Regions from separate parts of the Homo sapiens genome. Here region 2 is linked to region 1. A link is a contact called in ENCODE Hi-C or POLR2A ChIA-PET data. All regions are on one chromosome and are shown on one strand. Each heading gives the region's core, a stretch centred on a gene start or an enhancer-like site at or near the end of the contact. The rest is flanking DNA. Distances are from core to core; before and after follow the strand shown.

Region 1 (4,619 bases), core at 111-2,610:
ATCAAACCCACAAGCTTCAGGTTATCAAACATGTGAGAACCAAAAACCTCAAAGGGTGGATGTCAAACCTAAATCTTTTACCAGAACTCTGAAACCTGAGTAAGAGACGCTCGTGTGAAACTGCTGTGCATATGCCGGAGCCAGGTGTCTGGCATCTCACCCAGGTGGGCTCCCCATCTACAGAGAATCCTAGGCAGGGTGCAGTGGCTCACACCTTTAATCCCAGCACTCTGGGAGGCTGTGGTGGAGGACTGCTTGAGGCCAGGAGTTCGAGACCAGCCTGGGCAAGACAGTGAGACCCGGTCTCTACAAAAAATTTAAAACTTAGCAAGGCACGGTGTTACGCATGGCAACTACTCAGGAGGCTGAGGGAGGTGAGAGGATGGCTCGAGCCCAGGAGTTCAAGGCTACAGTGAGCCATGATCGTGCCACTGCCCCCCAGCCTGGGCAACAGAGTGAGGCTCTGCCTCTAAAAATAATATTAATGTTATTATTTGTATTATTATTAAAACAAAGAGAATTCTGCATGAGCACTGAATGCCAGTTTCTCATACTTCTCTGGGGACTACCTTCATTGTCCCTGCTGTCCCTCTCCAATGACACATTCCGTACAGAGTTCCCATGCTCATACCTCACCCAGTTTAAAAAGGGAAAAGCAAAATCAAAACCTCCACAATCCCAGTCCCAGGGAAATGACCCCTCCGGTTCCTCACACATACTCCCCACCAACTCTCATTCTTGAAGCCCACAAATGCCTCCAACTCCACAGCCCATGTGGTGCATGCGGGGAGGTGGCCAAGTGATCGGAGCCCAGAGGGCAGGGTGCCTGCATCCCATCGAGGTCTGCCACTTCCCAGCTATGACTTGGGGCAAATCACCAACCTCTCTGAGGCTCAGTTTCCCCATCTGTATACCAGGGATAATAGCAGTTACCTAAGTTATAGGGTGTCGTGAAAGTTGAAAGTGAGAGTTTTTAAGATCTCAGGGGCAGTAAGTACACTGTGAGTGTTTGTTACATAAAATTACTGAGGAAGCGTATGAACACTGCTGTTACCACGCCCATCACTACTGCCATTTCAGATTCCCAGAAGCCTTTTTCCAGAAAGCTCCACACCAGAAGTACAGACTCCTAAAGATGAACCCTTAGGAATATCCAAGCACCTCTTTCATTTTAGATATGAAAAAATGAAGGAAATTACAATCAGAGACATTAAGCCACTTGCCCAAGGATACATCGTAATTAAACCCCGGAACTGAGCCAAGACTCCCAAGAAGGTTGCCTCATCAGCAGGACCTGCTGGTTATCTGCAGCTCACACACACCCCGCAGACACGGGTGTCTTCGCACATCGCCACACCCAGAACTAACAAGAACACCTTCTGGCACTGGGAGTGCCTGGTACATTTTATCCACACAGCTCCCGTTCATAGTCTCATTTAATCTTCCAACAGCCATACAGGTATTATTTTCCCTCAATGACAGGTGTGAAATGAACTGACACCTATCCAGAGACTAAGCCCAGTTCCGCCCATTGCAATCCAGCAGTCTGTTTTCACCACCATATTGTCTCATCAGGTCCCTGAAATCAACCAAGCAGGAAACGGACTGACCAATACCACGTTTCACCTTCATCTTCCTCCTCCCTCGGAGGGGCCAGAGCAAATCCTGTCACCTACTGGCTCCCCACATCACTTTCACCTCAAGAAAAGAACTGCCCTTTATTTCTGTAAGCTTTCTGTTCCATTGTACATATTGTTTTCCTAAAAACTAGTCAAACGTGGACTAAGTAGTCAGAGCATTACTAGAAATGCATCTTACTCAAGAGACAGGTAAAGCCATTCACTGTGGAGTCAAGTGAGACCTTCAGGAAAAATGCCCCCATTCTCCCAAGACACTCAGAAAATTCTACACAGAGCAACTACTGAGAGAAGCCCTCAGCGGTCCCCCCTCACCCAGCTCAGCACATCCCTGCCACCCTGCAGGACAGGGCCTGGGACACAGTTACCTGCCAAAGAATCCTGCTTTTCATTCATTACATTCATCCCAAAGCATCATGTTCTGTTTTTCTTTGATATCATATTTAAGATATATTAAAAGAAACTAAAGGCCACCAGCAACATTACCTTTTCAAGTAAATTCACTCAAAGTTTGAGATTACTGACCATCTAACAAGCTTTTAGAAATCAGCTTATTTTAATAAATTAGGTACTTTCTGGAGCATAAATCTGTATTTGACGGAAACCAGGTAGGCAGTGATGAGATTGTCTCTAAAGGTCTCATTTGGCTCTTAAAAATTCATTTCATGTTGTCATTTTAGTTTTTACTTTTTATTTTTATTTTGGTTTGTCTGGAGTCATCTGGAGCAAGCAATTTTCTTTTAGGCAAAAAAAAAAAAAAAAATACGTTTCTCAGCCTCAGCACTATTGGCATTTTGGTCCAGATAACTCCCCATCCTGTGGGGCTGTCCGGTGCATTACAGGATGCTCGGCAGCATCCCTGATCTCTCATCACTAGATGCCCCCTGGTGTGATAACCAAACCATCCCAGACATTGTCCAATGTCTCTCGAGGCACAAAACTGCCCCTGGTTGAGAACCACTGTTTTAAACAAAAGATTCCAAGAAAACCAAAAATGGAGCTCTATGGTCAGGTTAAAGATAACTGCCCACCTCTGCATTTTAGGTGAGGATTAGCTATGAAGTAATCGGGAAGCGCTCCCTGGGGCAGAAGATCCCAAACCCGATGCATCACAAGAAGCACTTGGGAGCTTTTCAAAGTACTGATTCCTGGGCCTGCCCCATCCTTCTAACTCAGAAACTATCATGGCGCTTGGAATTTAATCTTGAAAAAAATCCCTGGAAAAGATCCAGAAACAAAACAAATATTAAACTGTAGTTAACGACGTGCACACTCAGTGTTTAGGACTGTACTGTACCGATGTCTATCACATGCTTTGAAACGTATTCCAAAAAAAGAGATTCCAGTACTTTGGGAGGCCGAGGTGGGTAGATTGCTTGAACTCAGGAATTCCAGGCCAGCCTGGGCAACATGGCAAAAGCCTATCTCTATAAAAAATACAAAAATTAGCTGGGCATGGTAGTACATGCCTGTAGCTCCAGCTACTCAGGAAGCTGAGGCCAGAGGATCACTTGAGTCCAGGAGGTCAAGGCTGCAGAGATCACACCACTGCACTCCAAACTGAGTGACAAAGTGGGACCCTGTCTCAAAAAAAAAAAAAAAAAAAAAAAAAAAAAAAGCCGTTATGAGGCTGGGTATGGTGGCTCACGCCTGTAATCCCAGCACTTTGGGAGGCTGAGGCGGGCAGATTACCTGAGGTCAGGAGTTCAAGACCAGACTGGCCTGTTAGCAAAACCCCATCTCTACTAAAAATACAAAAAATTAGCCGGGTATAGTGGCGCGCACCTGTAGTCCCAGCTACTCAGAAGGCTGAGGCAGAAGAATTGCTTGAATCCAGGAGGCAGTGGTTGCAGTGAGCTGAGATCATACCACTGCACTCCAGCCTGGGTGACACAGCAAGACTCCATCTCAAAAAAAAAAAAAAAAAAGCAGGTATATTAAAATGTTCATTGCAGAATCCATGTGGTTGGTATATGGGTGCTCACTGTACATTCTTTACCTTTTCTGCAGGCTTGAAATTTTTCATAATAAAGCATTAGGGGTGGGGGAACTGGAGCCATTCTGGAGATCAGCAGGATCTGAAAACCACTGAAACAGGAGTTCCAACTCCAGCCCGCCCGCCCGCTGAAAGACACAGGCTCACCTCACTGAGCTCTCAGTTTACCCACTACTCAAAGGTATGTCCAAAAATGAAAGAAAATGGATCCAAACCTCAAACAGGATTTTTAAAAAGTCTTTTGGCCCTTTTCCCAACGTGGTCCTGCTACCATTTGCTGTATATCCTAATATTCCACTAAAAGAAAGCAAAACTTACCACCTTGCCTAATTTTGTTTCAGTTTTTCTGGTTAATAGACTCAAGCCTGGGGCAGAATCTTTCATCAGCTACTAAAGGTTTTTTTATGCTTTACTGCACCCAGTTTTAGAAACGAAGGTGTTCTATTATGTATTACGAATGGAATCAAGGGTTTGCTCTTCATGTGACATCAGCTACTCACTCTGCCTCCCCAGATTAGTTTATGCAACTCAAATTACTAACATCCTGCTACAGTCTGGCTTAATCCCAAAATACAACACCTTCTAGCTTGCATATTTGTAGGCTTCTCATTTAATCAAAAAATCCTGACCACAAAAAAAGCAAACAGCAACATTTTCACTGAGCCCTGGTTCAAGCAATCCAGGGAAATCACTCTTTAGTAATCTAGTTCACTATATTTATCAAGTGGTGTGAGATTTCTCTTGATGCCAACAATGGTTATTTTCCATCGTGCTTTGTGCCAACCTAACGATCACTTTGTATTGCTAAACCGGGGGAAAATCAGTAAGAAAATAACATGATCTCCAGCTATCATCTGGAGGGGTCTCGCCCTGTCACTCACGCTGGAGTGCCGTGGTGCAATCATGGTTCACTGCAGCCTCAATTTCCTGGATTCAAGCAATCTTCCTGCCTCACTCCCGAGTAGCTGGGACTACCAGTGCACACC
Region 2 (4,204 bases), core at 766-3,265, 39 kb before region 1:
CTAATCCACACCTGCTCTTGGCTGACATCAGAAGGCCTTGTCTTTACTCCTCCTGGTGTGTTTCATTTCACCCCCTGCCTCTCTCCATCCTTGCTGTCTGGCCTCGACAGGGATTTCTGCCTTTCTATTTGGGCAGTCCAATCTGGCTGACGTCAAGGCAGCCAGAGAGGTTTCATGGGTTCTGAAGAGAGCAAGCAAGAAGGGATCCAGAGACTGGAGAGGCCGATCCTGGCAAGGAGACTTCTTCCTTAAAGGATCAACAGGCAGAGGGAAGATCTTCAAAGACGATTAAGGAAAATTATCAGATGGCTTGCTCCACAATGCGATGTGTGCCAATCTGCTGCAGAGGGAGATTAAAGGGGGCCTGGGGAGCCAGGTAAGAACAGGCCGTGGTGCTTGACCCTGGCTGCTATGAGAACCACCCGGGCAGCTTCTAAGCAAACCGCCAATGTCCAGGCCTGCCAGCCCCCGACCAATGAAGTCAGCATTTCTGGGTGTGAACCCCAGGGCATGGGGGCAGAGGTAGGGTTTTAAACCTCCCCCAGGTGATTCTGATGTGCAGCCAAAATTGAAAACCACTGGGCCAAACCAATAGCTAGGCGAACTGGACAGTTACACAGGGTCCAGCAGGGGCTGCAAACTCTCAGTCGTCCAGTCCCAGCTGGCTGAATCCACTTGTTATAAAGCTACACCGCTTAGCTTGGTGACATTCACCAGCAATTTCTGCGGCTAGGAACAGAGAGAACACACCAGGGCCATCCGGGACAGCAGGTCAGTGGATCGGGGTAAAGGTGTGTAGTGTGACTGCAAAGACACTGTGGCAGCTGCTGATGAAGGAGTCCAGGCTGATAAGCGATTCCAGAACACAAATGCCAGAAAGAGAGACTCCAGGGAGGCCCAGAAACCAGGCTGGGGGCAGAAAAGGACCTCAGAATAGCCTGGGTACCTTTTTCAACACAAATGTATACAGGTGCCCACACCTCCCCCACCTCCCCCATTGCTCTGGCCCTTAGGAAAGTGAGCAGGCAACTGGACTTTGGCAAAGCCCTCCCAGGCTTCCACTCTCCATGGCCCATGAGAATGACTGGAACAGAAGGGAAAGATGGGGACAAAGGGAAGGTGGGGCATGAGGGGTAAGGTTGGAGAGGGCAGACTGCAGAGCCTGAGAGCTTAGAGGTGAAGTGTTTTCAATGAAGACTGGCTTGGATTAAAGAGAAGGAAACATTATTGGATTTACTTCGCTGACAAAAGATGAGGACAGTGTATTAGCAAGCACAGCCACAGGGCTATCAAGAGCCTTTGGGATGACCCCGGGCCTGGGTAACAACAAAATCCAAGACCCAGAAAGGTAGTAGCAGGTGGTGTGAGCTGAGGTTAGGACCTTCAAGAGAAACCCAGTTCCGCTTGGGGGGCTGAAGAGGATCTGGAATCAGCGCCCACCCAGGGAACAAGAAATGTCAGCACTGAGTGTGATGTCAGCTCCCCCACCCACAGGACACAGGGGCCTTCACTGGAGAGTGGGAGAAAGTGTGTCCTTCCTCAGCTGGGAGATGAAGAAATCAGATGGGCTTCTCTTCGCTCTAGTGATTTGGTAAGTATTTCAGGACATCTTCAAAGATTCAGTGCAAAAGATTTGGCAACACCGCCCCCACCACCCCGCCACACACACACAGACACATACATACACACAAACAACAACAAAACAAAAAAGAAGAAAAGGGAGGATGAACAAGAGGAGGAATACAGGTTCCTAGAGTGGCGAGCACTGAAAAGCAGCAGCGCAGTTCTTTCAGATTTTTATTTTAATAAATAGGATTTTGTAAACAAATTGTTTTAACACACTCATTGATGAAGCAGAGCTTCTAGTTATATCCATAAAAGAGATGAGAAAGTAGGAAAAGCCACAAGTCTGCTTCACCAATTTCAGTTTCCATTTTTATCTACTCAAAAATGTTCAGACCACAAATTCTGCATCCACAGCCTCACGTCACAGGCATCATAAGCACCTGACAAGTGCTTACTGCGCAAGCAGCGCCTTACCAGAATCCGGCAGGATACGTAAGAGCATGTGCCTCTTGATAACCATGTGTTCACAAAGAGATCTGTGTGTTCACTGACACAGCAGATGTGAATTCTGAGTCATACACAGGTTAAGGTTCACTCTAACAACTTGGCAATGCCAGCCGAACTTCTGAGGCTATTGCATGAAGGAAAAGGGAAGGGAGCTAGTTAAGTCATCTTGAGGGGACAAAGAAATGTGGAGTGGTGCAGTCTCCAGTGTCAAGTCCATTCTTTCTGCTGGGCTGTCATTCACACTAAGCATACTGGAGCAGCTGTTCTAAAAAATGAAAGCAATGCCTGAATAAAGCAGAGCCAGCCACTATCCAGAGGTTAGGAGAGGGGAAGCTTCTCCTGGCAGCACTGACGAGGAAGACGGGAAACATTCTATACACTCCATGTCATGGAGTATATAGGTGTGTAGTGTGACTACAAAGACACTGTGGCAGCTGCTGCTGAAGGAGTCCAGGCTGATAAGCGATTCCAGAACACAAGTGCCAGAAAGAGAGACTCCAGAGAGGCCCAGAAACCAGGCTGGGGGCAGGAAAGGACCTCAGAATAGCCCGGGTACGTTTTTCAACGCAAATGTATACAGGTGCCCACACCTCCCCCTATTGCTCTGGCCCCGTCAGGGTAACCGTGAGCCACGTTTGCTACATTTCGAACAATCCCAGGGAAACTGGTTCAAAGACAACTGTGAAGCGATGAGGATGGTTTTCATACATACAGACCTCTGGTCTCATTAGCTTATAATTTTACCTTTTCCACTATAATGCAGTTCCCCAATAAAGAATAAAAAATGGCTGACTGCTTCCCATTTATTCCCGTAAATAAAGATTAACACACAGAAGCAATGTGGCTGACATCCAAACTCAAAAGTGTACACAAATCAAATTCGAATATGATAAAAAGTAAATTGATTGTGTATTATCTTGAACATAAATTATTCTGGATGGTAATGAGGATGAACTGTTTTTCCTGCTCCAAGGCAACTGGGCCTGGAGGTATTCTACTTCTTCAATAATATATGTGCTGATTTACATTAGTGTCTGGAACCATGACCTTAAATGAATCTGTAAAAAACAAAGCACTTGAGCAAAGAGGCGGTTCTGCAAATGCTCCAGAAGAGGAAAATCTGTCTGAAAATTCTTAGTTCATTCCTCAACTGTTTACTAAGCACTTGCTTTCTCCCAGGTATGTTAAGAGCTGCCGCTTTCTTACTCCTGAAATTCCCTTCTAGATGGAAGAAGCTCTGTCCAGCATATTCCTCCTGCCTCTCCCACCCTCACACACTCCAACCAGGGTAAGAAAGAAGGGCCAGCGTTGGCAGGAGTTTGGGTAAAGAACTGGCTGTGCCAAGCCAAGCCCCCGCTCCTTGCTGTATTGTATCCTTCACAAGGAGATCAGTCCAAAGGATGGACCATCAGTGTGAAGAGCAGCTCAAGCCCATGCTGGCACTCACCAGGGTGGGCATGGGGGATGTTAAGTCTGCCTAATTCCATGTTCTGTGTTAGGAAGCCCACTGGCCTGGACATAGAAGCCACATTCCTCTATGTTAAGCCTTTGCCCTAACAAAGGTGATGCTCTGGTCTCCCTCTGCAAATGCTTTTGTTATTTCTCTGGTGAACTGTACTTACTGGACCCCCTTGAGTCCCTTGAGCTTAGAACTGTGCTACTATTGTATAGGGCAGTACAGTTTACAACCCATGAGCTGGCCCCAAATTTAGGCTGCATTAGATGCACCTGAAGGGGTTATTTTAAATTGCAAATTCCTAAGACCCAGGCCATAAACTCTGATGCAGCAGATCTGCAGAGGGCTGACATCTGCGCCTGGAAGAACCGCAGCTAAACCAAAACCACATTATGAGAAGGCATGGAAAAAAATTCATGGATCTCTATACCTCTGAGCTTTAAAACAAAAACACAGTATTTTAATAAGTCTGATTTTCCACTTCCATAAAATTAAATGATTTTGTGGTTGATTTGGTGACTCACAGAAAATGCTTACAGGGCAAGAAGACTGGAAGTAAGAAACGCAATTCTGAGCGTGCTGTCTGGAAGAAGCGCTGTAATCAAATGACCAGGTGGTCACTGCGTTCTATCAGGATGTCAGCCTAAGTTAGCCAGAGCCCAAAGAGGCACACTG

What was found. A loop is a pair of places that touch in the nucleus more often than their neighbours do. ChIA-PET counts read pairs that join two places held with the same protein, here RNA polymerase II (POLR2A). Pooled maps may share reads with other maps.
Region 2: POLR2A ChIA-PET joins it to region 1 with 30 read pairs in MCF 10A. The contact joins two enhancer-like sites. A Hi-C loop is called at or near these places in 6 of 168 maps with a recorded cell type or tissue (Caco-2, PC-9, gastrocnemius medialis and 3 more), 3 of 37 single-sample maps with no recorded cell type and 3 of 50 pooled maps. POLR2A ChIA-PET finds 5 or more read pairs at or near these places in 9 of 52 experiments (A673, BJ, GM12878 and 6 more).

What each region holds. Positions count from the first base shown.
Region 1 is chr18:58,075,797-58,080,415 of GRCh38, reverse strand. The region is part of intron 1 of NEDD4L (NEDD4 like E3 ubiquitin protein ligase); the gene reads right to left. Among named protein-coding and RNA genes, the nearest start is that of NEDD4L, 34 kb to the right of the region's middle. Within about 2 kb of position 1,360, at least 4 of the 41 ENCODE cell types and tissues checked have a DNase peak (open chromatin) inside an H3K27ac peak, as active enhancers do; they include PC-9 and transverse colon, where a contact is called at or near this core.
Region 2 is chr18:58,116,097-58,120,300 of GRCh38, reverse strand. The region is part of intron 1 of NEDD4L (NEDD4 like E3 ubiquitin protein ligase); the gene reads right to left. Among named protein-coding and RNA genes, the nearest start is that of NEDD4L, 74 kb to the right of the region's middle. Within about 2 kb of position 2,015, at least 12 of the 41 ENCODE cell types and tissues checked have a DNase peak (open chromatin) inside an H3K27ac peak, as active enhancers do; they include PC-9 and transverse colon, where a contact is called at or near this core.